Regions from separate parts of the Mus musculus genome. Here regions 2, 3, 4, 5, 6 and 7 are each linked to region 1. Evidence: chromatin loops called from intact Hi-C (ENCODE). Cell type or tissue: heart. All regions are shown on one strand.

Evidence for each region. Hi-C counts contacts between places; a loop is a spot of excess contacts. Peaks named below come from ENCODE experiments on the same cell type or tissue, not always from the same donor. Only the 100,000 strongest peaks of a DNase experiment are listed, where the experiment ranks them.
Region 2: a loop joins it to region 1, with 3 times the contacts of the local background. A loop is called at or near these places in 7 of 42 quality-filtered maps.
Region 3: a loop joins it to region 1, with 2.7 times the contacts of the local background. A loop is called at or near these places in 5 of 42 quality-filtered maps.
Region 4: a loop joins it to region 1, with 14 times the contacts of the local background. A loop is called at or near these places in 10 of 42 quality-filtered maps.
Region 5: a loop joins it to region 1, with 2.9 times the contacts of the local background. A loop is called at or near these places in 5 of 42 quality-filtered maps.
Region 6: it touches region 1 in a loop (5-fold over the local background); 4 of 42 quality-filtered maps call a loop at or near these places.
Region 7: it touches region 1 in a loop (2.3-fold over the local background); 4 of 42 quality-filtered maps call a loop at or near these places.

The regions. Positions count from the first base shown.
Region 1 is chr10:89,821,693-89,825,692 of GRCm38, reverse strand. It overlaps Gm46238, which reads right to left and starts at 2,815. Exons shown (of 2, transcript XM_017314187.1): 1 at 1,236-2,815; 2 at 1-1,149. The coding sequence starts at 1,399. The coding sequence ends at 87. In heart, a CTCF peak has its summit at 1,568; no DNase peak of the experiment used is centred here.
Region 2 is chr10:89,645,761-89,649,760 of GRCm38, reverse strand. Scyl2 (SCY1-like 2 (S. cerevisiae)) reads left to right here. Exons shown (of 18, transcript NM_198021.3): 14 at 2,902-3,002. Among named protein-coding and RNA genes, the nearest start is that of Slc17a8, 27 kb to the right of the region's middle. In heart, no CTCF peak of the experiment used is centred here; no DNase peak of the experiment used is centred here.
Region 3 is chr10:89,652,783-89,656,782 of GRCm38, reverse strand. It overlaps Scyl2 (SCY1-like 2 (S. cerevisiae)), which reads left to right. Exons shown (of 18, transcript NM_198021.3): 9 at 1-75; 10 at 2,557-2,679; 11 at 3,727-3,840. Among named protein-coding and RNA genes, the nearest start is that of Scyl2, 32 kb to the left of the region's middle. In heart, no CTCF peak of the experiment used is centred here; no DNase peak of the experiment used is centred here.
Region 4 is chr10:89,457,293-89,461,292 of GRCm38, reverse strand. The region is part of intron 7 of Nr1h4 (nuclear receptor subfamily 1, group H, member 4); the gene reads left to right. Among named protein-coding and RNA genes, the nearest start is that of Gas2l3, 15 kb to the right of the region's middle. In heart, no CTCF peak of the experiment used is centred here; a DNase peak (open chromatin) is centred at 2,422; H3K27me3 peaks cover 362 bases.
Region 5 is chr10:89,627,916-89,631,915 of GRCm38, reverse strand. No RefSeq gene overlaps it. Among named protein-coding and RNA genes, the nearest start is that of Slc17a8, 8.7 kb to the right of the region's middle. In heart, CTCF peaks have their summits at 1,420 and 1,619 (motif pointing right); no DNase peak of the experiment used is centred here.
Region 6 is chr10:89,735,232-89,739,231 of GRCm38, reverse strand. Gm30963 (predicted gene, 30963) reads left to right here. Exons shown (of 4, transcript NR_155765.1): 3 at 538-682; 4 at 2,193-2,461. Among named protein-coding and RNA genes, the nearest start is that of Gm30963, 4.0 kb to the left of the region's middle. In heart, a CTCF peak has its summit at 1,954 (motif pointing right); no DNase peak of the experiment used is centred here.
Region 7 is chr10:89,743,588-89,747,587 of GRCm38, reverse strand. It overlaps Uhrf1bp1l (UHRF1 (ICBP90) binding protein 1-like), which reads right to left and starts at 2,597. Exons shown (of 21, transcript NM_029166.2): 1 at 2,300-2,597. The coding sequence starts at 2,343. In heart, a CTCF peak has its summit at 2,203 (motif pointing right); DNase peaks (open chromatin) are centred at 2,027 and 2,617; H3K4me3 peaks cover 1,773 bases; H3K27ac peaks cover 1,152 bases.

The sequences.
Region 1 (4,000 bases):
TTTACAAAGTGAAACCTAAGGACTCGGTGAGGGAAACAGTACATGTGTGTCCTGGTAGAATCTAGGTGAGCGGCTCTGGACCAGGATTAGACACACACTGCACAGATGGAACCAGGATTGAACAGACACTGCACAGATGGGACCAGAGCTGGACACACATGGACACAGATGGGACCAGGGCTGGACACACACTGCACAGATGGGACCAGGGCTGGACACACATGGACACAGATGGGACCAGGGCTGGACACAGATGGGACCAGGGCTGGACACACATGGACACAGATGGGACCAGGGCTGGACACACATGGACACAGATGGGACCAGGGCTGGACACACACTGCACAGGTGGGACCAGGGCTGGACACACACTGCACAGGTGGGACCAGGGCTGGACACACATGGACACAGATGGGACCAGGGCTGGACACAGATGGGACCAGGGCTGGACACACATGGACACAGATGGGACCAGGGCTGGACACACATGGACACAGATGGGACCAGGGCTGGACACACACTGCACAGGTGGGACCAGGGCTGGACACACATGGACACAGATGAGACCAGGGCTGGACACAGATGGGACCAGGGCTGGACACACATGGACACTGATGGGACCAGGGCTGGACACAGATGGGACCAGGGCTGGACACACATGGACACAGATGGGACCAGGGCTGGACACACATGGACACAGATGAGACCAGGGCTGGACACACAAGGACACAGATGGGACCAGGGCTGGACACACATGGACACAGATGGGACCAGGACTGGACACACACTGCACAGATGGAACCAGGGCTGGACACACATGGACACAGATGGGACCAGGGCTGGACACACACTGCACAGATGGAACCAGGGCTGGACACACATGGACACAGATGGGACCAGGACTGGACACACACTGCACAGATGGAACCAGGGCTGGACACACATGGACACAGATGGGACCAGGGCTGGACACACACTGCACAGATGGAACCAGGGCTGGACACACATGGACACAGATGGGACCAGGACTGGACACACACTGCACAGATGGAACCAGGGCTGGACACACATGGACACAGATGGGACCAGGGCTGGACACACACTGCACAGATGGAACCAGGGCTGGACACACATGGACACAGATGGGACCACGGCTGGACACAGATGGGACCAGGGCTGGACACACATGGACACAGATGGGACCAGGGCTGGACACACATGGACACAGATGGGACCAGGGCTGGACACACACTGCACAGATGGAACCAGGGCTGGACACACATGGACACAGATGGGACCAGGGCTGGACACACATGGACACAGATGGGACCAGGGCTGGATACAGATGGGACCAGGACTGGACACACATGGACACAGATGGGACCAGGGCTGAACACATACTACACAGATAGGACCAGGATTGGACACACAGTACACAGATAAGACCAGGATTGGACACACACTACACAGATGGGACCAGGCCTGAACACAGACTGACTGAAGCCTTGGATATCACAGTATGTTGATGAGAATACTCAAAGGCTCAGATGTTTGGACATTTGGTCTCCAGTTGGTGGTGCTGTTCGGCTAGGTTTAGGAAGTGTGGCCTTGCTGGAGGAAATATGTCACTAGGGATAAGCTTTGACATTTCAGAGCCAAGCACCATTCGTAGTTTGCTCTCTCTCAGACTCCTGCTGAGTTCAGATTGTGAACTTTGAGCTGTCAGAGCCACCATGACTGCTGCCTGCCTCTGCTCTGCTACCATGGATTTTTAACTTTCTGGAATGCTAAGCCCAAGCAATGCCTTCTTTCTATAAGGTGCCTTGGCCACGGTGTTTTATCACAGGAATAAAAAGGGAACAAGTACAGGGGTGGATGTAGGGGATTAGGTGGAGTGGGCAATAAATATCATTAAAATCCACTGCATGCATGTATGAAATTCTCAAAGAATAAAAAATATTATATTAAAAAAGAAGTTAATCCCTTGATTAGACAAAATATAACTTTCATACTAACAATACTACTCTCCTACAAGTAATATCAAATGATAGTATTTGAAATTTCTAAGATATGAGAAAAGAATAAATGTAATATACCAAAAAACGTTTTGACATATGTTAACTTAAAAAGCAAAGCATACCCCGCCCACACACAGAGAGAATGAGGTAGTGGCAAAAGGAAAAAGATACAAATTCAAATATGAATGAAAAAATAGGAAGCCCACAAATAAACCTATGAATTTATAACCAACAATTTTTGACCAAAATGCTAAGAATATAATGGAAAAAAGACAGCCTCTTTAGTAAACTGTGCTGGAAAAAAACAGAGGCAGAAGAGTGAAATCGGACCATCACATACACTAAATGCGAACATCAACTCAAAATAGATACAATACTTAAAAACTCAGTTGTCAGGGGCTGGAGAAATGGCTGAGTGGCTAAGAGCACTGGCTGCTCTCCCAGAGGTCACAAGTTCAATCCCCTGTAACCTAATGGTGGCTCACAACCGTCTGTAATGGGATCCAATGCTCTCTTTGGTGTGCAGTTGTGCATGAAGACAGAGCATATAAATAAACAAATCTTTTTTTAAAAAATCAGCATCAATGTACTGGAGGGGGTGGTAAACACGGAGGAAAAGTTCTACGGCATTAGCCTTCAAAAGAAAAGTTTAGAATACAATCCCTGAATACATGTAAGAACAACAAAAGCAGGCAGACAGGATAAACGCAGACTGAGAAGCCTCTGGGCTGTGAAGAGATGAGCTACAGAATGAAGGCACCCACTTTGCAGCTATGTATCTAGCGGGGGAGGGGGGGAGGGGGTGGGGGCGGGGGGGAGGGGGGATACACAGCCAGGACATATGTAAAGAATCCAAACAGCTCAGTAACAGGAAAGAGCCTTTTTCAAAGTACTCACGTGGCCTAGAGAGATAGTTCTGACAAACAGCAAATATTACAGAGGACATGAGAAATGCTCAGAATCCCTAATCATGGGAGAGCCCACAAATTCTAATAAAGAAGATGTGGTAGTTTGAGTATGCATAGCCCAGGGAGTGGCACTATTTAGAGGTGTGACCTTGTTGGAGTAGATGTGTCACTGTGGCCGTGAGCTTTAAGACCCTCATCCTAGCTGCCTGGTAGTCAGTTTCCTAGCAGCCTTCAGATGAAGATGAAGAACTCTCAGCTCCTTCTGCACCTTACCTGCCTGGATGCTGCCATGCTCCTGCCTTGATGACAATGGACTGAACCTCTGAACCTGTAAGCCAGCCCCAATTAAATGTTATCTTTATAAGAGTTACCTTGGTCATGGTGTCTCTTCACAGCAGTAAAACCCCAACTAAGACAGAAGCCAAACAATAACAAGCTTTGGTGAGGACGTGGAGAGAAGTAAACCCATGTGTACTGTTTGTTGGTAAAAATACAGATTAGTATGGCTATTATGAAAAACAGTACAAAGTAAAACACAACAACCAGTGACCTCCCACCCGGATAGACAGCCAAAGAACAGCAAATCAGTGTCCTCAGAGAAAGGCAATGCTATGCCCACCACAGAGACTTTCCTAAGGGGCCACTAATAAATGGAGAATGTGATTTACACACAACAGAAACACATTCGGTACTTGGAAAAAAGTCCCGTCATTGATGCCAACCTGGCTGAGTCTGGAGGACACAATGCAAAGGGAAGTAAAGCAGACACACAGACACATACTGCACGAGCTATACTCACCGTAGAAGAGGCACACTCCTGAAACCAGGCACTAGACGTTAGGGTGGCTGAGGAAGTGGGCAGATGTCTATTGATAGGAATAAATTTCCAGTAGGAGAAATAAATTCAAGAAATCTATATCATGATAACTACAACTTATGCTATATACTGTTAGCTAGTGAGAGAATAGATTTTATGTATTTCAGGGATTGTATTTTAAACCACACAATGTACATGATATAATATATATGTTAAATACCTTAACTATTCCATAATGTTTGTATGTATATATATGT
Region 2 (4,000 bases), 180 kb after region 1:
ACCATAAGTTGAGTGTTTTCGTATTTTTAAGAAATGCATACTTAACTAATCATACATTTTCTATGAGTCAGCCATACAGGGCTTAGCTTAGTTGAACTTGTTACTATAATCAAGAACTTGGATCTCATTTGAAGGTCCACATGAGGACTCGTAGGGTTCTTAGTTTGCGTAAATGGTTGTTGGCAGGATTTGGCTCCCTTTGGGCTGTTGGGCTGAGGGTCTTAGCTGTGTGTTAGCCAGATGCTGTTGTCAATTCTGTACACGGTTCCCTTCCCAAACAGCCTTGTCTAGTCAGATTGAAGTCAGTGTCTTGTTATGTAATAAAGAAAGTGTGGTACCCTGTTAGCTTTGTCATATTCTGTTGTTTAGAGGCAAGTGTGGGTCTTACCCATACCCAGCACAGTGACGACATAAATAGTAGAATGGAGTGGGAACTGTGAACCATTTTAAGACCCCCTGCTCCAGAGAAGGAGTAACGAGATGAAATAAAATAAGGTACTATTGGTGGGCTTAGATATCGATATGCTTTAGATTAAGTATTTAACTTGGAAGGTGTAAATTTTTGAGGAGAGATGTGTGTTCAAAAGTTGCTACGGAATTGTGTCTCAGCATAGCTCTGTGGTAGTTGTCTCACAGCTGGGTGGGCACCGATGACATGGCATGTAGAGTCCCGAGGCCGGCGTTCTGCTGCTTCTTCATTATAACCCAGTCATGACGCGGTACCAGAGAGAGTCTGATCAAGAGAGAACAGTAGAACCTGCTTTCTGATGAAACGTGTCGGGGACCGAGAAAAGTTACTGTTTAATGAGACGGGCAGGGAAGATTTAGAATTAGGATGGAGAGAAAGTGAATCACAGCACTGAAGAAAGAAGAAAGAAGAGCCGGGGGAGAGGAAGGCTGGTGCAGTGTGCGGCGGGGGTGAGGGTGGGGTGGGGGGGTGGGGGGATGAGCACTGAGCAGGCAGAGTTCTGAAGGTGAAGAAATGTGTGGTTCCTTAGCCCTAAGCTTTCCTTTGAAGTAGTCAGGCAATCCTTCAAAGCTTTATTTCTTGATGTAATGCTTGCTTTCTACCTCAGATGTCAGGTTCTGGTTGGCAGATGGGAGACAGTGACTATGAAGAGGGATAGTATAGTCTGCCTAAAACAGTCTGATTTAGGATGTTTTCAAACATTTCCAGTAGGAAGTGGCTGGAGAGAAGGCTCAGTGTTGAGCTTGTTGCTCTTGTAGAGGACACAGGATTGCTTCCTTTCACCCACGTGGTAGTTCACAACCATTGGATCGAGGGGCTCCGATGCTCTCTTCTGACCTCTTTGGACACCAGGAATGCACATGGTCTGTGTACACACTTGCAGGCAAAATAGTCATATACATAAAATAGAACAGAATAAATTTAAAAATTCCCAGGTGCTTATTTTAGGATACATAGTTCTCTCTAAAATGCTTTGTGATTTTGGAAGGCCTATTTTTATCTGCAGAATCATTTGAATCCTACCTTTCATTACTTTTCCTTTGGTTTAGGATGGCTATGGTCTGCTTTTCTGTTCATTTTATGATTAAACGTGCTAACTCAAAAGTGCCCTCTTCTGTTGGTTTTGATTTTAAGTAGTTTAAATATATTAAGTAGAAAAGAGTATATTTATACACAGAATTAAGTATTGAAAGCCACCATTACCAGTTCCAAGATAGCCAAAGTTTGCCTTGCAGGCAGATCCAAGACTGGCGGATGGGACCTGCAGCATTCAGCCCATTCTGCACAAGCTCTGTCCCGGGATGTTGAACAAATGAAGCTGGGTACAGAGGGCGCTTTACTGAGTGCTGTCACTCATGCATGTAGAAAACTGTCTGATGCATGCTACTGCAGAGCAGAATAGTGTTGGCACGAGTGTAGGGGTGGGAGACAACCAGAAGATAGCACCAGAAAGCCTCGGAGGTGCTGACAGTGCTTTGTGTTAGTTGCCTTGGAAAGGTTCGGTCTCTGCCATATTTGAGCTGTGTACATAATGTTTTGTTACCATGCTATGTCTAGTTTTAAATAAGTCCAATTAGCAGGAAGTCATGGTGTACTTAAACAGATACACTATCACTCATAAGATGAAGTAGTACTGATGGTAGAACATGCTGAGAGGCAGTGGGATGCTTGGGAGGCATGCATGGATTGTAACTGCCATGCCAGCCCTTCACTGTCTCCTGAGTGTCTTGCTTAGTCCAGTGCCCTCATCTGTAAAAGCAAAGTCCAAAACTTAGTTTGAAGAGTTGTGAAAACTGAAAACATTGTAATACATGTTCATACATGCGTGTAAGGTTCATGGAGTGGAGGAACAATGTTCCTGGTTTTTGTATGTATAGTATCATTCAAATAAATTGTTTTATGATAGCTAGAAAGTACCATAAAACTAAAGTTTAATGAAAATTTAACCTATATTAAATTATAGTGTTAGATTACTTTACAAACTTCCATTATCAAAGTAAATTATGAACATTTCATGTTCCTACTATCTTTGCAGAAAGCAGGCTTATTCTAGCCAAACATTGTTTTTTATGAGCAAGAGAGGATTTCTAAGTATTTGAAAATGAACTTTCTCCTAGTTGGCACAAATTATCAATGTGTGACTGCCCGTAGTAAACTTAACCTAAAACCTCTGAGAAGCAGCTGTTAGATCAATAACGACGTGACACTTGCTGAGATGGCTTGTCCGGAACATAAAACCTCATCGGTCATCGTGTCACGTCCACACGAGACTGGGCATTGCTCTGGCATTCCTAGTTTAAGTGGCTGGCCCTGTTGTGCTTAGGTGTGTGAGCGAGTCTTGTTCCCTGGGCTTGTCTTACTGAGTTGTTGGAAGTGATGCCATGAGCTGCAAAGGCGCTGTGCCCTCACCATGTCATCTCTTACTATGGCAGTTCAGCTCCTTCATTGCCGTCATAAAGGAGATGCTGAGCAGACTGGAGTCTGAGCATAGGACGAAGCTAGAGCAGCTTCACGTGATGCAGGAGCAGCAGAGGTGAGCAGGCTGCACGTGTGCGGTGTGTGGACTGTGAGCGCGGGGCAGCTCGGGATGGATTTTTCTGGAAGATCGATGGATTGTTTTCATTTGTATATGAACCATGGCATATGTGGACATCAGAGGGCAGCTTATATAATTAAGTTTCTCCTTCCAGTATATGGGGACCAGAGAGTGGAGCTCAGTCTGCAACAAGTACCTTTTCCTGCTGAGACATCTCACTGGTCCAAATATTTCCCCCAAGATTGATTTATCTATTATATGTATGTGTGTGTACCAGTGTGTGTGTTTGTGCATGTGGGTGCCCTTGTAGTCCAGAATAGGGCATTGGATGCCTCTGGAACTGGAGTTACAAGTGTGTGTGCGAGTCACCTGGTGTGGGTAGTGGGAACTGAACTTAGCCATCTGGGGGAGCAGCAAGTGCTCTTAACTGCTGAGCCATCTCTCCAGCCTGCTGGCCCAAAGGATAAACGTTGAATTGAAACAAAACAAAACAAAAAAATATATAGACATTTCAAAAATTATTGATTGATTGTATATTTAAGGGCAAAAGAAAGAGAATGAGTGTGTGTGTGTGTGTGTGTGTGTGTGTGATGTCTACACATGTGCATGCCACAGAGCACTAAGGGTGATTCAGAGGACAGCTTGTGGGAGATGGCTTCCTCCTTCACCTTGCTGAGGCAGGGTCTCTTGCTTCTGTGCTGTGCACTAAAGGCTTTCTGGCCCTGGAGCTTCCAGCAGAGTCTCTCGTCTTTGCCCCATGTTGTAGGATTGCTGGATTTATAGACATATGCCACCACCTCTGGCTCTTTTTACATTGGTTCTGGGGTTGGATTCAGGTCATCAGACTTTCACGGCCCCAGATGATGACGTCATTGTTGTCCTCCTCGTCGTCATCATCATCATTTGGGCAGACAGACACTAACAGTAGAAAATAATGGTAAAATGTGAGTGGGGGATGAAGTTAATGTTTGCTTCTTTTAACTACTGTTCCATAA
Region 3 (4,000 bases), 170 kb after region 1:
TGCACCAAAGAAGAATATATCAAATTAATTCTGCCTGAACTCGGTCCTGTATTCAAACAGCAGGAGCCAATCCAGGTATGTTGTGAGGACTTCCAAATGTTTATGCGTTATTGTAATAGCTACTATCCCTAAGAACAAAACAGTGACTATTTTGAGCTTTTAAAAGAAATGGCTTAGTGCTGGCTGCTCTTGCAGAGGACCTGGCTCAATTCCCAGCACCCACATGGTGGCTCACAGCCATCTGTAACTCCTATCCTCGGGACCCAACTCGACTCCAGGAACCAGGCACAGACATACACATTCAGGCAAAACACCCATACATGTCAAATAAAAATAAATAAAAAATGTTAAGTGTTTAAATACTTGAGGTACGTATATTAGATTTTTTCACTAGTCAGAAAGCTAATATTATAATTAAACTTAGCAAATGAATGTTTGTGGCTTTTTATAAGTCATTGTCTTAGAAAATAAGTTGTAATCAGACTTTGCATGTGTTACATTGTCCCTAATTAAAAGCTGGCAGTTTGGAAAAATCAAGTTTTTGATACTTTTATTTGGCTTGATACTCCATTAGTTAATTTTTAGATGATGTATGTCAGTTGTCTCTATTTTTTTCTAATAAATAATTTTATTAAAAGAGGAAAATGTGTAAAGCATCATAGAACTAGTATGTGATCTGTGTATGTATGAGAAAAATGCAAATTATATATATATATATATATATATATATATATATATACATACACACACAATGCATATGTATATAATGTGAATGTGTAAGTGAAATAAATTATATAGATTTTGTTACAGTAGATATTTATCTTGAGTTTAAGAAGTGTGGGCTTACATACCTGGATTAGAGTCTGGGTTCATCTCTGTTTTAGAACCATGTAGCAGTCATCATCATCTGAAAGCTTTTATCCTCATTTTAACATGTAGAGTTGTTGGCTGAGACACCATTAGGTGTTTCTGCTACCGGGTGGCAGTAGCTTACTAGTCAGCATGAACTGTCTGATGGGCCGGCTCTGTGATTGGTTGCAGTTGTCCCCGTGAAAGTGGAGAATTTATTTTTTACTTTTTAGAAACTAGCATATTAACTATCCTTCTGAGATTTTGAACAGTGTGCTTGTGAGCGGTTGTCTCCCCTCTCTTTCAGCCTTCTGGTGTCCCTAACCCCTAACCTGCTGCAGCAGGGTCTCACCATGTAGCCCTGGCTCACTTGGCTCTCGCTTTGTTGACCAGGCTAACCTCAAACTCACAAAGATGGATCTGCCTGCCTCTGCCTCCTGAGTGCTGGGATTAAAGGCCTGCTGCCAGTTCTTGTGGCTTCTTCTCCAGTTCCCTTTCCTTAAGAATGTAGAAGACAGTCTGTGCGGTGCTCCTACTAACCAGGCACAGGTCACAGGATAGAGCTCTGAGCTTTAAACCTGGGCTCCCTGACGGTTGTCACAGTGTCAGGTTGGCATGTCACCCAAATTGTTCATCAGTCACGATGAAAATCCTAAGACACATGATTGACCCTGTTCTTTTTAGTTTGGTAACTTTTGATTATTGGCTCTGTAGAAGCACCTGAGAAGAACCTCAGTATGAGAGAGTCTGGATTAGGCTATTTTGTGACTATGCTTGGGAGGGCTTTTCTTAAGTAAATTAGCTGAGGTGGGAAGCTGTACCCTGCGGTATGGGCAACAGTAACACTTTACAAACTGTCCTGTCCTGAAGCAAAGGAGAGAGAGCAGAGCTCTAGTGAGCATTCTGTCTGTGTGGCTGTAACTAGCTGCTCCAGGTTCCTGCTGCCTGCCTTCTCCACCACAGTGCACCACCCGGAACTGTGATGCAAACAAACTCTTTTATTTTTCACTTGCTTTTACCACAGCATTAGGAAATGAAACTAAGGTACCTTTGTCTTCCTTCTCCTCTTAGTTTTTCCATTAATAAGCCCTCCTGAAAAATTTTAATTGAGCATTGGAAAAACTAAGTATTCTGGGACTTGGAGAGTTCAGAGCACTGCCGACCTGGGTTTGATTCCCATCACCCACACGGCAGCTCAAAACCATTTGTAGCTCCAGTGTCAGGAACTCGAGTGCTGCCTTCTGGCTTCCATGTTAGTGAATAGACAGATTGGCAGGCAAAGCACTCATACATATAAAATAAATAAAGATCTCACTTAAGTATTTTGGTTTGTTTCTTACAATTTAGGTATGTAGAGGCAGCTAGCAAAATGATGTTAGAAACAATTAAAAATTCCTCACAGATGTTTTCATTTCTGTTGGCTTTTATTTCCTTTTTAAATGCAGCACTCTTTTGGATAATTGAAACATGTAGGGGAGCCATGTGTTCCTGTAGCTCTTTGGAGGTTAGTCTTTGTTTGGATAATTAAGCATTGCTGTAGACATGTAAGAGACTTGATCTGTGTGTTTTTGTCTTCCATGCCTTCAGGCTAGCAACATGGTGAGTGTCCACAAACAGAACTTAATCTTCTGAAAACACTTTAAATTGGGAGGATACAGAATTTCTTAAAGATTGCAGATTTTCATAATCTTCCCTTTTCTCACACAGATTTTGCTAATTTTTCTACAAAAAATGGATTTGCTGCTAACCAAAACCCCTCCTGATGAGATAAAGAACAGTGTCCTGCCCATGGTCTACAGAGCTCTGGAGGCTCCTTCCATTCAGATCCAGGCACAGTATCTGCTTCCGTTGCCCTCATGAAGTTGAAAGGCGGGAGAAAGAAACAGCAAGGCATATTTTAGGATTAAATCTTAACCTTTTATATACAACTCAATAGTTAGTAGTTATTGAATTATACTGCTGACCCACTGTTATTACTGCATATTGACTTCTAACTAAAGAGTAAATTGGAAAGGGCTGGAGAGATTGCTCAGAGGTTAAGAGCAGGTGCTGTTTGTATGGAGATAGTCTTACTGGTAGCCCAGGCTGGCCTTGAGTTCACAGAGCCCCATCTGCTTCTGCCTCCTAAGTGCTAGGATTAAAGATATGTGTCACTGCTCTTACAAAGAACACTCGTTAGGTTTCCAGCACCCATGTCAGGCTGCTCATGGCTGCCTGAAACTTCAGTTTCAGGGGAAAAAAAGAAGATGTTGGAGTCTATTGTGGTAGTACACACTTATAATCCTGGCACTTGAGGGATAGAGGCAGGGAGACCAGGAATTGTTGGCTAGCTTGGGCTACATGATATCCTGTCTCAAAAACACTGTGACTGGGACTATAGGTTTGTACTGCTTTGTATATATCTGCTTCTGCCATATATTTCAAGTCACATTTTTTGATGCATTTCTGTCTTTAAGTTTATTAAAGTGTGAAGTTGAGTTTTTCCTTGTAGTTAAATCATTCCATAAGTGTCGGAAGCCGTACTCAACCTCTGCTTTTCAGCTCTCTACAGTTATAGCCCTGTATAATTAGGGGTACTTAGGCTAAAGCAGAGGGCTTGTAAATTTGAGGCCAGCCTGGGCTACATAAAGATCGTGTCTCAAGGGAAAACAGAACTAGTTGTAATTACAACCCTTTGAAACACTACTGCAGGCCCTGTGTAGCCATGACATTTTTCAACTGATTATAACTATTCTTTTTTTATCCCCCCAAATTGGTGTAAGGACCAAATAATGTGAAGCATACGGAAGCTTCTTTCGTGCTGTGACAGATGAGCTGAGTGGGAGAGGGAGGTCTGGCGCCTTTCCTTAAGACTGATCAGATTTGTCTTTTCAATAGGAGCTCTGTCTAAACATCATTCCAACATTTGCAAATCTTATAGACTACCCGTCCATGAAAAACGCTTTGATTCCAAGAATTAAAAATGCCTGTTTACAAACGTCTTCCCTTGCTGTAAGTGCTTACACGTGTGTTTGTCTTTGACTGCTCAGCACCTGACACCATTTCACAGTGAGCAGTAACTCGCTCACACTGCACCTAGAGAATTGGTTTTAGTTGGAGGTAGCTTATATACACCATTATAAATGCTTGCATGTCACTTACTTTATATGTA
Region 4 (4,000 bases), 360 kb after region 1:
ACGTTCGCTTCGTGAGACATTTGCTCACAGATCAGTACTCTCGAAAGCCACTTCCTGGGACGAATTGGCCATTCATAAATAAGCCAGTGATTCAAAATAATAAAAACAAAATTGCTCATTCATACGCTGAGTCCTTCAAAGTGACCAAAAGTATGTGTGGCCACTGGCAAACAGAATGGGTAATTCTCTAACAAATACATCCAGACAGGACACGCCTCTCTGTGACATTTCTTTACCCAGTCTTTAGTCTATTTAATGATGTATGCAGATGCTGACATGGGAGATACAGCAGTGGGAAGTAGAAAGTGTACTCATGTGCACACATACTGGTAAAAACATGAATATGCTTTGGCTAGAAACAGATTAGCCGTACCAGGTAATTCAAATGCGCCAGGTTTGGAGGCATATGCCTTTAATCCTAGCACTCGAAAGGCAGAGGCAGGAGGATCACTGTGAGTTTGAGGCCAGCTTGGTCTACAGAGTGAATTCTAGGACAGCCAAGGCTACCCAGAGAGACACTGTCTCAAACCCCTCTCCCCTCCAAACTTAAAATGTATTTTGAAGAAATTTCAATAAAAATGAATTGTTCCACAGAAATCTGTTCGGCAAGTTAAAAACTTTCAGGAATTTACTGAGATTCTCTCTAAACACAGAATAAAGTAAGGTTGTGGGCCAACTGTGCATTTTAGGTGATCTTTCCCTACGGGTGCAGACCCTGAATATGGAAGGGCCTGAAGACGGCCTTCCTTGACTTTAGACGATGTCTTGCTACATGCCTTGGACCACCCATTGACTTCAACATCCCCCTACCTCAGTCTCTCAAGTGCTGGGATTTACAGCTAAGACGACTAAAAATTTAAAGGTAAAATAGAATATTTTACCTTTTAGGAAAGAAAAATTACAAATCTTTGTTTTGGTTTAATGTCCAGAAAAATCCTGAGGCAAGTCACTGATCAGATAACCACCCCCAGGAGGAAGAAAAATGATCTTTTCACTTGGGGTGTGGCACATGCCTTTAATCCCCACCCTTGGGTGGCAGAGGCCAGCCTGGTTTACACAGTGAGTTCCAGGACAGCCAGGGCTACATAGAGAGGCCCTGTGTCCAAAACCAAAATATGAATTTTTTTCTTGTAAAACACACACACACACACACACACACACACACACACACACGCACACACGCACACGCGTGCACACACAACACTGGCCTGGCAAGGTGGCTCTTGCTGCAGAGCCCGATGGCCTACGTTTGATCCCTAGGACCCACACGGTGGAAGGAACTGACTCCCAAGAGCTGTTTCCTGACCACCACCACCACTCCCATGGGCACTGCGGCACAGCCCCCAACACACATGAAACTAAAACAAACAAATAAAAAATATCTTTGTAAAGGCAGAGGGACACACATCTAATCTAGACTAAAACTGACTGAGGTCGCGATGAATTAATTTGTTAATGCAATTCATCTGCTTAACAATGGTAAATGTTCATTTTTATTTTTGTGGTACTGAGGATTAGACCCAGAAACTACCATTTCCTAGGCAAGTGCTTGCCCCAGCTCTGTTTTGACTGTTTTTGGAAACTTATTTTTACTTATTTAATTTTTTGAGAATTGTATACACGAGTAGTGTATTTACATCACCCCCTCCCCCAACTCCTCCTGTGTTCCACTCTTGAACACCAGAACTCTTCTTTCATATCTACTGCATCCATTCAGTATTGCTCCTATGTGTATAGGTTTAGGGCTGACCACGTGGGATTAGATAGCCTATCAGGGGGCTCATTCCTGGAGAAAATGGATTCTCCCTCTTACCAGCCATTGATTTCCCCCAACTCTCCATCCAGGGCTGGAGACTTGGGAAGTTTCCCCCATCCATGTTGGCTTACCCACTGATTACTATGCAGAACTCATGTGGGCAGCCATAGTGTTCAGATGGCATGGCTGTAGTGCCTGACACATCTAGGGGCACTATCTTAAAGCTGACACTCTGGTCCCCTGGCACTTGTAATTTCCCTGAGCCTTAGGTGCCGGGGTGATGTTGCAGAAGTAACACCTGCGACCCGGCTCTCCACAGTCATGTACTCTGCACTTTGACCAGTTGTAGATCTCTGTAGTAGCTTTCAGGTCTCACTGGGTGGCCAGCTATCCTTGAACTTGCTCTGTAGCTTAGGCAGGGCTATCCTCCTCCCTCCGACTCCCAGTTAAATGGAATTACAGGCCTGCCCCACCGTTGAGGGCTTACTGGGAGGTTTGCAGGTTTGCAAGAAAATACTCTCTGTATTCTCTTATGCAATACTGTATGAGTCAGATGTCAAAGTCAAGAGTTGACTCATATTCTCTAACCCTATGTTGGAAGCATTGGGCAGCATTCCCAGGTTCCTGCTTCAGTCCTTGAATGTTGTATCTCATCTGGTCATGGGTAGTTCTGCAGCAGCTCGATAAAGGGCACTCTTCCATGTGATGTAATCTCCCACTTGTTAAACAAAGACTTAGCTGTTAAGAGAATCCACTGGGGTCAGACACATAATCAAAGGATGGGGGGAGAGGGTAGTGGTGTGTGGTGTGTTGAATCTCTGGGAGAGGCTAAGGACTCAATTTGGAAGAGATTTCAAGCTCGTCTAAGGGAGGCTTTCACTTGCTGACAAACTGACTTGATAAGGTGTACAAGGTGGTAGTCATACTCTTAAGCATCGGGAGTCCAACCCTATTCTGATTTGTTCAGCAAGAATTCTGTGGCTCTAGACTTGGCTTAGAAAGGAAGAAAGCAATGGATTCTCAGGTGGCACAATCTTGGGAGTGTGGTCCTCATCTCCACTCATCAGCTAGTCATATCTCTCCTGTCTCCTTGATTCCCTAACCAGTCCTTCTTCTGGAATGAGACCATGTGTAGTGCATGCTCCAAACTAATATTAGAGTAAGACAACACACGTTGTCTTAAATTATAAACAAGAATAAAGTTCAAAGGGAATGAGGGGGCTCCAAGCAGAGACAGCCGTGGGTGTACAGACACTGGGAAAATGGGATTGCCGAGGGAAACTGTGTGATGGAAAAGCAGGGGAAACTGAGTCAAAGCCTGCCAACTTTGGCTCAAGTCATGGCACTGCCTCTCACCAGCTCTGTCTCTTTGGGCAGCTTACTGACTTTTCTGTATCTAGCTAGTACAGTAGTTATTAACCTGCCTATTGCATAGCAGATAGCCTGGGTAGCAGCTATTCACATTACAGTTCATAACAGTCGCAAAAATTACATTTCTGAAGTAGAGACAAAATAATTTTATGGTGGTGGTGGGGGTCACCACAACACAAGGAACTGTACTAAAAGTTCGAAGCCTCAGGAAGGCAGAGAACTGCTGGTCTAGAGGGAGTTTAGAAAACTTGATGAAGAAACAGCAGGAAATGAGTGGATTTGGAGGAAGGGGAGAGGGTTTGGGTTTCCCCTGGTGTCTTTGGTATTTGACATAGCGGGATTGAAAGGAGTGGCCAAATGTACCTGTCACGGAGTGTAGTGCGCGTTAGGACCTGGTAAATACTGACTCAGTGTGCTACAGTCCCTGATGGTGACAGAGGCGGAGGTCCCCATTTAAAAGAAAAGCATGCATATGGCAGAAGCCATCGAAAGGTTCTGAAGGTGTGGAACAAGTGAGGAGAATGTATGGGATTTCAAGTTCATGGGGGCCAGTCATTTATCTGGGTAGAGAATGGGTTAAAGAGAGGTAAACAAGACAGGGAGATGAATGAGAAAGCAGTTGCTATATGCCAGATAAAGGGAGGTGACTGGGTGATACTCACTCAGTACCAAGAGCTACGGGAGGTAAGGCACCCTGGGGTGAAGAGAAGCAGTGAGACCCACAGGCCCGCACACCAGAATGTCAGCCTGGACAACTGGGTGCTAAGGATGTCCACCACTGAAAATGGAGAATCCAGATGTGGGCTAGGAGAAAGTCAGGAGGTTTGGTCCATATCTGGAATCTTTCATATTTGACATACCAAGTTTGAAAAA
Region 5 (4,000 bases), 190 kb after region 1:
CCCTTGACACTCACAGTGCAGGGTGCCTTCAAAGGGCTTGAATGAAAAACAAATATACAATTTGTTACCCAACACAATTCGAATGCATTCATTTTTCAAAAATAAGCTTGTTGCAGACTCAGAATTGTGAATTTCTTGGGGCACAAATGTGAACAGTCCAGGACCTGGACCCCAGGTTTACACTAAGTTGGGCAGGCAGCTTGGTAAGCAGGCAGAGAGAGAGAGAGGGGGGGGAGAGAGAGAGAGAGAGAGAGAAGAGAGGAGAGAGGAGAGAGAGGGAGGGAGGGAGAGAGAGAGAGAGAGAGAGAGAGAGAGAGAGAGAGAGAGAGAGAGAGAGAGAGAGAGAGAGAGAGAGAGAGAGAGAGAGCCACCAAGTAGGCTGCAGCTGGGAGCCAGGAAGCCAACACTTGGGCTAGTCTAGGGAAGGTCTTCACAGAGGAGACAGGGCCTGCCTGAGCTTGGGCATTCAGAGCACTTTTAGAAGGGTGCTTGTGGTAATAGGGTTACGGAGGAGCCACGTTTTCTCAGAATTGGAAATCCTGGGCATGGGATTGGTTGAGATAACTCCCCAAGTCCTTCTGAAACCAGGGGTCCTATTGAATTGACCAAACTTGCTTATCTTCATCATTGTTATTTATTCTATTATTGTTTTGACTTTTGGAGACAGGGTTTTGCTGTGTAGCCCTGGCTGTATTGGAACTCACTCTGTAGACCAGAGTGATCTTGATTTCCCAGAGATCCGCCTCCCTCTGCTTTCTGAGTGCTTTCTGAGTGAATTAAAAGCATGCTCTAGTACCATCTGGTAATATTACTTTTAAACACGGTCTCACTATGTATCCTAGGCTGGTCTGAAACTTGAAATCCTCCTGCCTCAGCTTCCTCAAGGGCTGAGATCACAGGAGTGTGCCACTGTATGGGTTGGGCAATTAACTTTTGTTTCACATTATAGCCCAGGCTGGCCTTGAACTCCTGACATTCCTCTTGCTTCCATTGGTCAAATGCTGGGATAAACAGCATGAACCATGGACACCTGGCTTTGGATAATTTTTCTATGATCTGTTGTGTGTGTGGTGTGCATGTGTATATGTGTGCGTTCACATGTGTGGGCATGCATATGTCTGGGTATAGACAGTTGGCACTGGGCACCTTTTTCTATCCCTCTCTGTCTTCTACTCTGAGGCAGCATCTATCTCACTTTAGCCAGCTTGCTCTGGAGTTAACCCTGTCTCTAGGGTGCTGAGCTTACAGGTGGCCACCATGACCTGGGTATTACAATTCTGGTCCTTATGCTTGTGTGGCCAGAGCTTGTGCCTGTTGGACCATCACCCCAGCTCTCTTTCAAAAACTTTTGATGAGAAGGAAAAGTGGAATTAGTGTTGGATTAAAATATTTGGCATTAAGGCAACAGCAAAGCAAATACCGAAACAATCGACAGTGTCGTTTGTATCTGACCATTGATATTTTGAAATATTTTAAATTAAAGTATTTTAGAAATTTAAGAATTCACAGGGGGTTGAAACATTTTAGAAGAAATAATATTATTTGAAGTCAGTGGCTAGCTGATTTCTGGGGGAAACTGTATATGCTGTGAATCTATTTAATCTACAAACTACCAGAAGGTGTCGCTGTTTCCCAAGCAATTCACATTAGCCTGCTTCCAAGGAGCGCTCATCCTTGTAACATAAAGAACCCTGAGAAAACCTTGTCAGGGACATTTTGCTGTGGTTAGAGTCATTAGAAGAGCCCCTCAAGAGAAAGGCTTGTGGAAGATGTGTGAGTTTCTTCCTCATTCTCAACCTGAAATTATCTGGACACTCAGGATTTGTCATACCTCAATAACAGCAAAGGTAGCTCGCTTAGCAGGTGAAGGAGTTTGCCACCAGGGCTCCTGAAAACCTGAGTTTGATTCCCGGTATCCACATTAGGTAGAAGGAGAAAACCGACTCAGGCAAGTTGTCCCCTGAGACACGCATACACACACAAACACACACACACTCACTAAATTGGAAAGTGAAGGCGATAAAAATATCTCAACATGCTTTGTAATCCTGATCTTTTGGTAACATTTCAGCATGCTCCACTCTGTCCCAACTGCACTTATTAAATTTACCAGGGTTTATAATTTATTTTGGTTCTGGATGCCACCTAAGTATCAACGAAAATTTTAAAAGTCACTCTGCATGGAGCATAAAGCAAAGCCTTTCCCCCCACTATGATTTAATGACACATGGCCGGAGGAACCGATGTCTCCCCGTTTCCTCAAAAGGAGGGGACAGTGATTCATGGTACTTACCAACCAGTATTTGCACATAGCCCACAGGTAGCTGGTGGTTCAGGAGAAAGAAGGACAATTCCACTGTTGTTATCACTGGAAACTAGAGTACCATGTTAATGTGTTTTGTCCTGGAGAGCCATGTCTCTAAACGGAAATGAGAGACAACCAGGGAGCAACCAAATGAACGAATGATTTGGGTTTACTTGTTTTTACCTTTTGAGACAGGCTCTTACTGGAAAAAAGGCCCCGAAAGCCCCAAGCTTGTGGTGATCCCCCTGCCTCAGCTTTCTGGGTGCTAGAATTAAAGAAACATGCCATTACCCTTGGGTCATAAGTATGAGTTCTTTTATAATAAAACCTTTGGAGTGTGAGTGTGTATGTGTGTGTGTGTATCTGTGCGTGTGCACTTGTATGTGTGCACATGTGTGTGTTCAAGAGTGACTGTGTGTGTGTGCACATGTGTGTGTTCTTGTGAGTGTGTGCCCACATGTGTGCATGCAAGTGTGTGTGTGAGATGCAGGTGTGTGTGTATGAGATGCCATGGTGATCATGTGGACATCAGAGAACAGCGTTTGAGAGTCAGTTTTCTTCCACCTTGTTGAGTCAGAGTCTGTCTTGTTTCTGCCATCCTGCCATGGGCCTCTGGGTAATACTTCTGTTTCCATCTCCCATCTCCCCAGAAGAAGACTGGGGTAACAGATGCATGCCATACCACCAGACTTCTATCTAAAGCATGGGTTCTGGGGTCGAAGTGGGGTGGTCCAGCTTGTACAGCAAGTGTTTCTGTTGAGCCACGTTGCGAGCTCACGAGTGTGATTCCCACCCCGTCTCTGCCTGATGCCCCAGTACATCAGAAGTCATCTCCATTCCTTTGCTTTCAACAATGAGGGGCAGTAGTGGGCCTGACTCAGTTCTGTGGGAAGTTACAAGGCTTAAAGGGGGATGTTAACAGTTTTATAAATACAACAAATCACTTTGATTTGTAAAGAACATATTTTGTGTGTGATTGTGTGTATGTGTATGTACAGGTGTGAGTATGTATTTGTGTTCTATGTATATGTTTGTGTGTGTGTGTGTGATATGTATATGCATGTACTTGTGGAGACCAAAAGAGGCATTAGAGCTGCAGCCACAGCTGGCTGTGATCGTCCCACAGAAGTGCTGGAAACTGAACTTGGGTCCCTTGGAAGAGCAGTAAGTGCTGCTAATCACTAGGATATCTGTACTGGCTAGTTTTGTGCCAACTTGACACAGCTGGAGTTATCACAGAGAAAGGAGCTTCAGTTGAGGAAATGCCTCCATGAGATCCAACTGTAAGGCATTTTCTCAATTAGTGATCAAGGGGGAAAGGCCCCTTGTGGGTGGGACCATCTCTGGGCTGGTAGTCTTGGGTTCTATAAGAGAGTAGGCTGAGCAAGCCAGGTGAGGCAAGCCAGTAAGGAACATTCCTCCATGGCCTCTGCATCAGCTCCTGCTTCCTGACCTGCTTGAGTTCCAGTCCTGACTTCCTTGGTGATGAACAGCAGTATGGAAGTGTAAGCCGAATAAACCCTTTCCTTCCCAACTTGCTTCTTGGTCATGATGTTTGTACAGGAATAGAAACCCTGACTAAGACAATCTCTCTCCAACTCATTTTCTTTTTACTATAATATATATCCCCTCTCACAGAATCTTTTTCTAAGTAAGCTCTTGGGAGCCAAGTTAATTGAACTCCAGTACTGACTG
Region 6 (4,000 bases), 86 kb after region 1:
AATTATAGTTACAGTCTTGATGTGGAAAATTAGTGATAATAGTTTCACGCTTGCTCTTCTCTGACAGAGAAAATGCACATTACCTCAAAGTAGTAAAAATGTAGTCGTGCTTTCAAATGAATTTGCCTGCTTAGTGATTGACATTTAATTTGCAAACTGTAAATTTTAATTTCAGCAGCAGGGCACTTGCCTAGAAACGCCATAAGCTTATGAGGTTTGATCCATAGGACCAGAAAAGGGGGCGGGGGGCTGTAATTTTTAAAAGGTTGAAAATATGATTGACATAACAAATTCATAACGACCATTGTCCTAATTTGCCTCTGTTATTATGATAAAATATTAATCACAACAACTAGAAGGAGGGAAGGGCTTGTTTGGTGAGAGTCCATCACTGAGGGAAGCCGAGGCGGGAGCTCCACACAGGAACCTGGAGGCAAGATCTGAAGCAGAGACCACCATAGAAGAGGAGCACTGTCTACCCGCTTGCTTGCTTCCTCCCTTCCTCCCTTGCTCAACAGCTTTTCTTACCCTACCCAGGCCCACCAGCCCAGGACCGAACAGCTCACAGTGGGCTGGGTTGCCCCACATAATCAGCAACTGTGAATGCCGCATAGACACGTGAGCACGGTCTTGCCAACCAATCGGATGGAAGAATTCCTCAGTTGAGATGCCCTCTTCCCAGGTGACTCTACTTTTGGGCAAAATGGACAAAAAACTTAACCAGCACATGGATCAAAGATTTGTTAAATAACATTAATACAGGAACTTGAGTCTATGATGAATACATCATAGACTCATATGACACGCTTAAACGCTCTTAAAATTACGCATCATTTAAATACATTTGTCTTTGAAATGATTTGTGAGAAAGCATGGGAATTGAGTGTGGAAGGTGTGAGGGCGAAGAGAGTCGGAGCTTTTATTGAACAATTCGTGCTGAAGCTTGGTTTGTCTTGCTCCCAACGATCAATTGTCTCCTTTTCCCAAAAGTTTGGTAACTCCCCTATGGTTTGAAATCTGCCATAATAATAGTTTTCTAGTGACACAATAACAATTATTATTAAACACTACAAACCAAGGCTTATTTCCTCTTTAGAGAGCTGGTTGTCAGGCATTTACTATCATGCTTCCGTTACATGGGCTAGACGGTAAATTATGACTGAGGACTTGGCTTAGCAGATAAGAGCACTTTATAGCCACAAGTTCATGGACATTATACAGATGGAATGAAAACTATTCTTAGACAGGTTCTCTCTACACAGTCCTGACTGTCTTGGAATTCACAGTGTAGACTAGGCTGGCCTCAAACTCACAGAGATCCACCTGCCTTCTCATCCAAGTGCTGAGATTAAAGGCATGTGCTATGACACCCAGCTAATAATATTTTTAAGACTATGATATCATAAGAAGATATAAGGATATTATTTCACAGGTATTAACAAGCCATGGCTATTTCTATGATGAGTGATCTGAGGAAATTTATCAGCTACTTATTTCATTGCTGTGGTAAATGTTGGGAACAAGCAAGAGAAACTTATTCTAAGTACTGCCATTTCTTTTTGAGACTCCATTTACTCATAGGGAGAAACTAAATTCAAGGTCCCAGTCCCTAGGGATTGAGGACTTCTCTATAGCTGAACAGCTTCTGTTGTGAACAATTGTCTTAGTCCAAACATTTCAAGGATGATTTATAAGGAGACAGTTGTCTGAGCCCAGCCATCTCAAGGACAACGTTCTCATCTTGCTGGCAGGGTCAAACAAGCTCATGTTCCCAGGCCTAGGAACGAACACCTGTCCCACTTCTCTAAAAGATTTCTTTTAAAAAAATAAATCTTTTTAAAAAACGATTTATCTATTTATTTCATGTATGTGAGTACACTGTCGCTGTTTTCAGACACCACAGAAGAGGGCAACAGATCCCATTACAGATGGTTGTGCTCCACCATGTGGTTGCTGGGAATTAAACTCAGGACCTCTGGAAGAACAGTCAGTGCTCTTAACCGCTGAGCCATCCCTCCAGCCCCTCCAAAAGTTTTCTTAATTGATCATTAACTGGTAAAGAATATAGAGATTATTGTTATCTAAACCAAGGTGCATAAATTATAAAAATATATAAGCAGTTGTCCGTTATGCCCTAATTGGCTATGTGCAGTTTTTCACTCCTTTGTTCCCTTATCATTCTAAAATTCCAGGCCATAGTCCAGGAGGAAACTTGACTGCAAAAGTTGAATTAAGGACCTTGAAGACATGAGCCCTGGATACAGTCCAGTCTCCAAGCATGGGTGTTCCCTTTTTTAACCTGTAATGTCAAAATACAGTTGGGTAGCACTGCAGCTTCCCGCGCACCCCTTTTGTGTTCCTGTCCTTTAAAAATGCTATACAATCTCCCTTTAGGGACTTGGTTTAGGTCTCGAGCTAACCACCTCCCTGCGTGCTCAGAAAATAAAGCTGTCATTTGTAAGCTTCTGTCTCTGAAGTGAGCTTTCTCAGCGTCCACCCTGAAGCCAACAATAAAATAAAATAAATCGGATGAAAGCAACATGCGAAAGGGTTTGTTTCAGCTCACAGACTGAAATCCATCAAGCCAGGCAAGGTCACTCAGGCCATTAATGCCAGCACTCAGGAGGCAGAGGTAAATCTCTGAGTTCGAGGCCAGCCTGGGCTACAGAGCGAGTTCCAGGACAGCCTGAGCAGTAATGAGAAACCCTGTCTGGAAGGAAAAGAAAGTACATTCTATCATGATGAGTAAGTTCCAGCATCTTCAGGCAGAGGTCACACAGGATCTCTAGTCAGGAAGCAGAGTGCAAGGAAAGCTTATGATCAGCTTGCTTTCTCTGTTTATTTTTTATTCAGTCTGGCAGTTAGAGTGGGTCTTCAGATCTCTGTCAATCTAATGCAGAAAATTCTTTACATACATGCCAAGAGATTTGTCTCTAGGGGGAGTCTAGATCCTATTATGTTAGTAATCAATATAAACAAACTATCTTTTGTGAACATGGCAGTCACTTTTAAATCTTAACCTTCTGGTCCTTGTCCCCACAAGCTCATGGCCATCTCATAGAGCACAATGTATCCAGTCCATTATTCGTTTTAGCCATCCACATTGAAGGGGCTGGATCAGACAGGTTTTGCTCTTATACACCCCCCCCCGCCTTTTTCTCTCCTTGGTCAAATCCTGTTACATTCCTAAGGCTACCCCCCCCCCAAAGTCTATTCCATTATTTGGCCACTGACTCATTTCTGAGGCAAAACACCAAGTTCCAACAAACAAACTTCATTATTCTGCTAATACGTCCAATTGGGCTTTATGAACACACACAGACTCCCTTCTTTTGTCCTTAAAAAACCCACTCCTCCAGAAATACCTTCTCTTCTCTTGCTTCTCTTTTCTTTTTTAAAGATTTATTATTTACTTATTTATTATATGTAAGTACACTGTAGCTATCTTCAGACACTCCAGAAGAGGGAGTCAGATCTCGTTACGGATGGTTGTGAGCCACATGTGGTTGCTGGGATTTGAACTCCGGACCTTTGGAAGAGCAGTTGGGTGCTTTTACCCACTGAGCCATCTCACCAGCCCCCTCTCTTGCTTTTCTTGCTTGCCGCTGCGGCCTTTCCTCCCTGTTGGAAAGCAGTTCCAAAGCCCTAGGATTACATGGCTAGGATTATCACAGGAACAGTTCCGCTTCTTGGTACCAATATTTTGTATTACCTTTATCATTGCTGTATGCAATACCTGACAAAATTCTCTTAAGGGGGAAAGTGTCTGTATTTGGCTCACAGTTGGAAGGTGTAGTTATGATGGGGAAGTCACGGTGGCAGGTGATGAAGGCAAGTGGTCACAAAGTCTCCATAGTCGGGAATCAGGAAACACTTAATCATTTCAGTCTGGAAGCCAGTACAGGTCTTCATGACACAATTAACCAAACTAGAATAATCCTGCACATACATGCATGGAAATCTGTCTCCTGGCTGATTCTATATCTTGCCAGGTTGGCAG
Region 7 (4,000 bases), 78 kb after region 1:
TTAAAGCATAAAGCATATGTCAGTCTCTTATAAAACAGTTCCTCTTCCTCACTGGTCCAATATGCCAACGTCCAAAGTCCTGGCCAGCCTCCAGAATTGCCAGTTTCAATCTTAAGATCTCAACTTTCACTCAGTGTGACCATTCTATTTTTCTAGACAGACTTCTTCCTGGAAGAGTCCCTGCAGGAGAGCCTGGAAGAACTTGGGCATTTTCCTAATGTTTCCTCTCTCTGATGGTACAGGTTCCAACGCCCTCCCCCAGAGGATTCCACCATTCCAGGCTGGCCTCAGGCTCTACTGCCAAGGACAATCTAAATCTGACAGCTTCCAACTCCCAAGCGCTGAGACTACAGGAATCTGTCACCACACCCGCTTTATAAGGTATATAAGGTGTTAGGCACTGAACTCAGGGCAGCTTTCATGCTAGGCCAGCACTCTAACCCAGCCTGGGAAACTGAGTTCCAACTCACACATGGTGTGGTAGGTGAGCACCAGTTATCCTCAGATGTTCCATACATAGACTGGATCAGGCACATATGTGCACACTTGGATGTATACAGTAAATAAATAAAAATATAATAATCTTTAAAAAAAACTACAAATGGTTTCTCCATTTAAAAAGAAAGAAAATGCTATGTTTTAGAAACTTTCTGATTTAAAATGAAATGCTCATTACTATTTACCACACAGGTGTAAGAAATCAGGAAGATTATAATGTAATCCTAAGGGCTTAACTCTAAGTATGTGGGAGTTATCTATGTGGCAGAGTAAGCCATTACACGCCTGCTCTTAAGAGGTCTTCCCAAATGGACTTATACAAGAGAATTAAAGGATAATGCCCTAAGGCACTTATCGACTGAATTAGATTTTCTTTTGGGCATACAGAGTGGTACAGTATCATTATCCCTGGGAGAGAAAAGGGCAATAAAATCAGTGTCTATGGATCTGAATTTTCTTATGGCTCTTGAAATAGGCAAGGGCGAAGTGTATCTCATGAGTCAGACTCACCCTAAGTAATAAACATTATTCAAAATAAGATGACTCAGTATTGCACTATCTATATAATTAAAAAAAATCCAACAAAGCATGGTAGCACAGACCTGTAATCTCAGCACTCAGGAAGGTGAGGCAGGATGACACTGAACTTGAGGGTAGCCTGAGATTTATTTTCAGGACAGCCTGAGCTACTTAACCTGTTTAAATACACACACACACACACACACACACACACTCACTCTCTCTCTCTCTCTCTAATTAGTGATACTAAGAACCAAACACACGGTCACAAACTTTGCTATAGTTTGATACTTTATGTATACATACTGTGTGTATTAAATTTTATTCAATATAAAGATATAATGTCAGGAAAATATCTGCTGAATCATAGTATTGTTTTGTTCAATATGTTCTCAACTGTAATATATATATATGTATTACACACACACACACACATATCCAGAAAATGAAGACATGTTTACTATACAAGTCTATCATTAAACCTGAGAACGTTCCTTTAATCAGTTAAAAGCATTCATTAACTTACAAATAACAGAGGAGAGAAAGAGATCCTAACCAAGAGCTTTTAATTCTCTGTCACCAACTTGGAACAGGGTCCTACATTTAGCCTGTTTCTTGAGACAAATATGGAGAAGCCAAGAGCAGTAACAAACTGCCAGTTTACTGAGTCATGTTTCTGACTAAAACTGTGTTATGAAATGGAAAGAGTGACACGTCTGGGGTTTAAACACCAGGGACGTTAACTCCCTGAACTCAAGGGTCGCGGAACAAAATCGGAAAACTCTGCAGCAAGAACGAACGCGATGCGGGACTGAAAACGACTTCCACGGAGAACTGGCCGAAGCGGAGAAGTCCTGCTTAATTTCCCCTAAAACAAATCCGAACTGTGCAAACAAGCACACCCTCCCGTGCAGCGGAGCGGGGACGCCAGGTAGGGGGCACCGAGAACAATCCCAAGGTTAACGTTTCACTGGCACACACACACCCCAGTCCTCGGCTAACGGAGCCGCTCGGCTCCGAGCCCCGGGAGCTTCCGAGCCGGACCGGGTCCCAGCCCAACCCCATCCACCCAGCACCTGAGTGACGCCGGGGACGTCACCAGCCTCGGCGCAGGAGCGGCCCCCGGCGGAGGAGGAGACCCCGGCCCGCCGAGCCCCGCCGCCCTCCGCGTGACTCCGGAGGCCGGTCGGGGGCGCCAGCGGCACCGGCAGAGCCCGAACCTGCGACCTGGACCCGAGAACCGGCGGCCAGCGGACGGGACCGGCCCCGAGCGCTCGCTGACCTGGAGAGGTGCTTCAGGATCTGTTTCTTGATGATCCCAGCCATGGTGCCCGCCGGGCTGGAGCGCCGCTCTCTTGTCGCTCCTCACAGCCTCCTCACTTCGCGGCAGTCTTCTTTCGGTCCCGCCTCACCGGCCCGGAGGAGAAGCGCCGGAGAGATCACTCTCAGAAGAGACTCGAGGGCCTGGCCGAGGCCACAGCCGCCGCAGCCGCCGCCGAGAGCCCGAAGCATGACGCTCAGGCCGCCGCGGCCGCCGCCAGCGCCATCTTGGCTGCAGCATCACCTAAGAGACCGGGGGCGGGGAGAGGAGTCGGGGGGGCGGAGCGAGCTCGAGGTGGGCGGGACCTGTGGGAGTTCCGGGAATCTTCAGCCCTGCCTACTTCGGACTCCCACTAGGTCCTCCGCTGCCCTTTCCTAGTTGGTACTTGGGCTTTCATCTTTTCTTCATCCCTTTCATCTTGTCTGTGCCTCTCTCGCTGACATCCTAGTCTTGCTTCTTCATTTCCTCCGAACTCAACTTTCTGCTCTACAAGTAGCTCTGTTTATGTTATTCTTTTGGCCATTTCAGCTTTTTAATCTCAGTTTCTTTTACCAAGATCCTTCCCTTAGACTAACGGCTGTAATTTAATGTTTCCATTCGTTGGTCTAACCTTAAAGGAAGTAAAATTGACAGCATGTCATATTTAACCGAATATACCTAAAGACCTAGAAGTTAGAAAGTCTAGAGCCAGTGAGATGGCTCTCAGCCAGCAAGAGTACTTGTCAAGCAAGCTTGATGATCTGAACTTGATGACCAAACCACCATGAAGGAAAGAACTGCCCTTGAAAGTTATCCTCTGGACACACACACACATAGACACACTTAGTAGAAATTTTGAAATGGAATGCCCAAAATGAAGTCCTGGTTCTAATATTTTCTAGCTATGTTAACTTGGAAAGATTGTTTTCAGCTTTAGTTTCACTTCATGTATGAATGTGACTTTGGTCACACAAGGGGACGTCAGAGAACAGCCCTGGGTGTAGTGCCTCACTTTCTTCTATCTCTTCCTCAACAGCTACTTGTGTACTCCAGGTTACCTGGTTCCTAGGATCCTCTTGTTGGTCTCTTGTTGCCTCTCCCATATTGCCTAAAGAGTGCTGGGATTACAGACTTCTGGCTTCATGTGAATTCTGGAGACTCAAGTTCAAGTCCTGATGATTGAATGGCAAGTGTATTGTCTGCTAAGCCAGCTCTCTCAGCCGTTAACCTCACTTTTAATCATCTTTAAAATATAGTGTCTGCCCTTAGGGATGGTTTGGTAGGGGCCCTAGTAGGTACTGTTGGTGTGTCTGGGCCATATTGTCTGGCCACCTGTTGTAGAAGCAGGTTTTGAAAAAGATATAAATCACTAAAATATTTCATAAACAGGTGGGAGAGAGAGACAGTGTAGCCATTTGAGGTGGGAAGAAGCAGCATTAGAGTTCACAATGCTTGAAGCATGCCAGGGTAACAAGAATCTGCTAACACAAATACTGTGCAAGGATGAAAGCAATCTGAGCTGTTTGAAGGGAACCAAGCTGGGTGTAGTGACACATGGGTCTGTAATGTCAGCCCTTCGGGGACAGAGGCAGGAGGAGTGCTACAAGTCTGAGGTCACCATGATCTACTTAGCAACACCTTCTCTTGAAAAAATAAAAAAATAAAAATAACTACAAAGCCAAG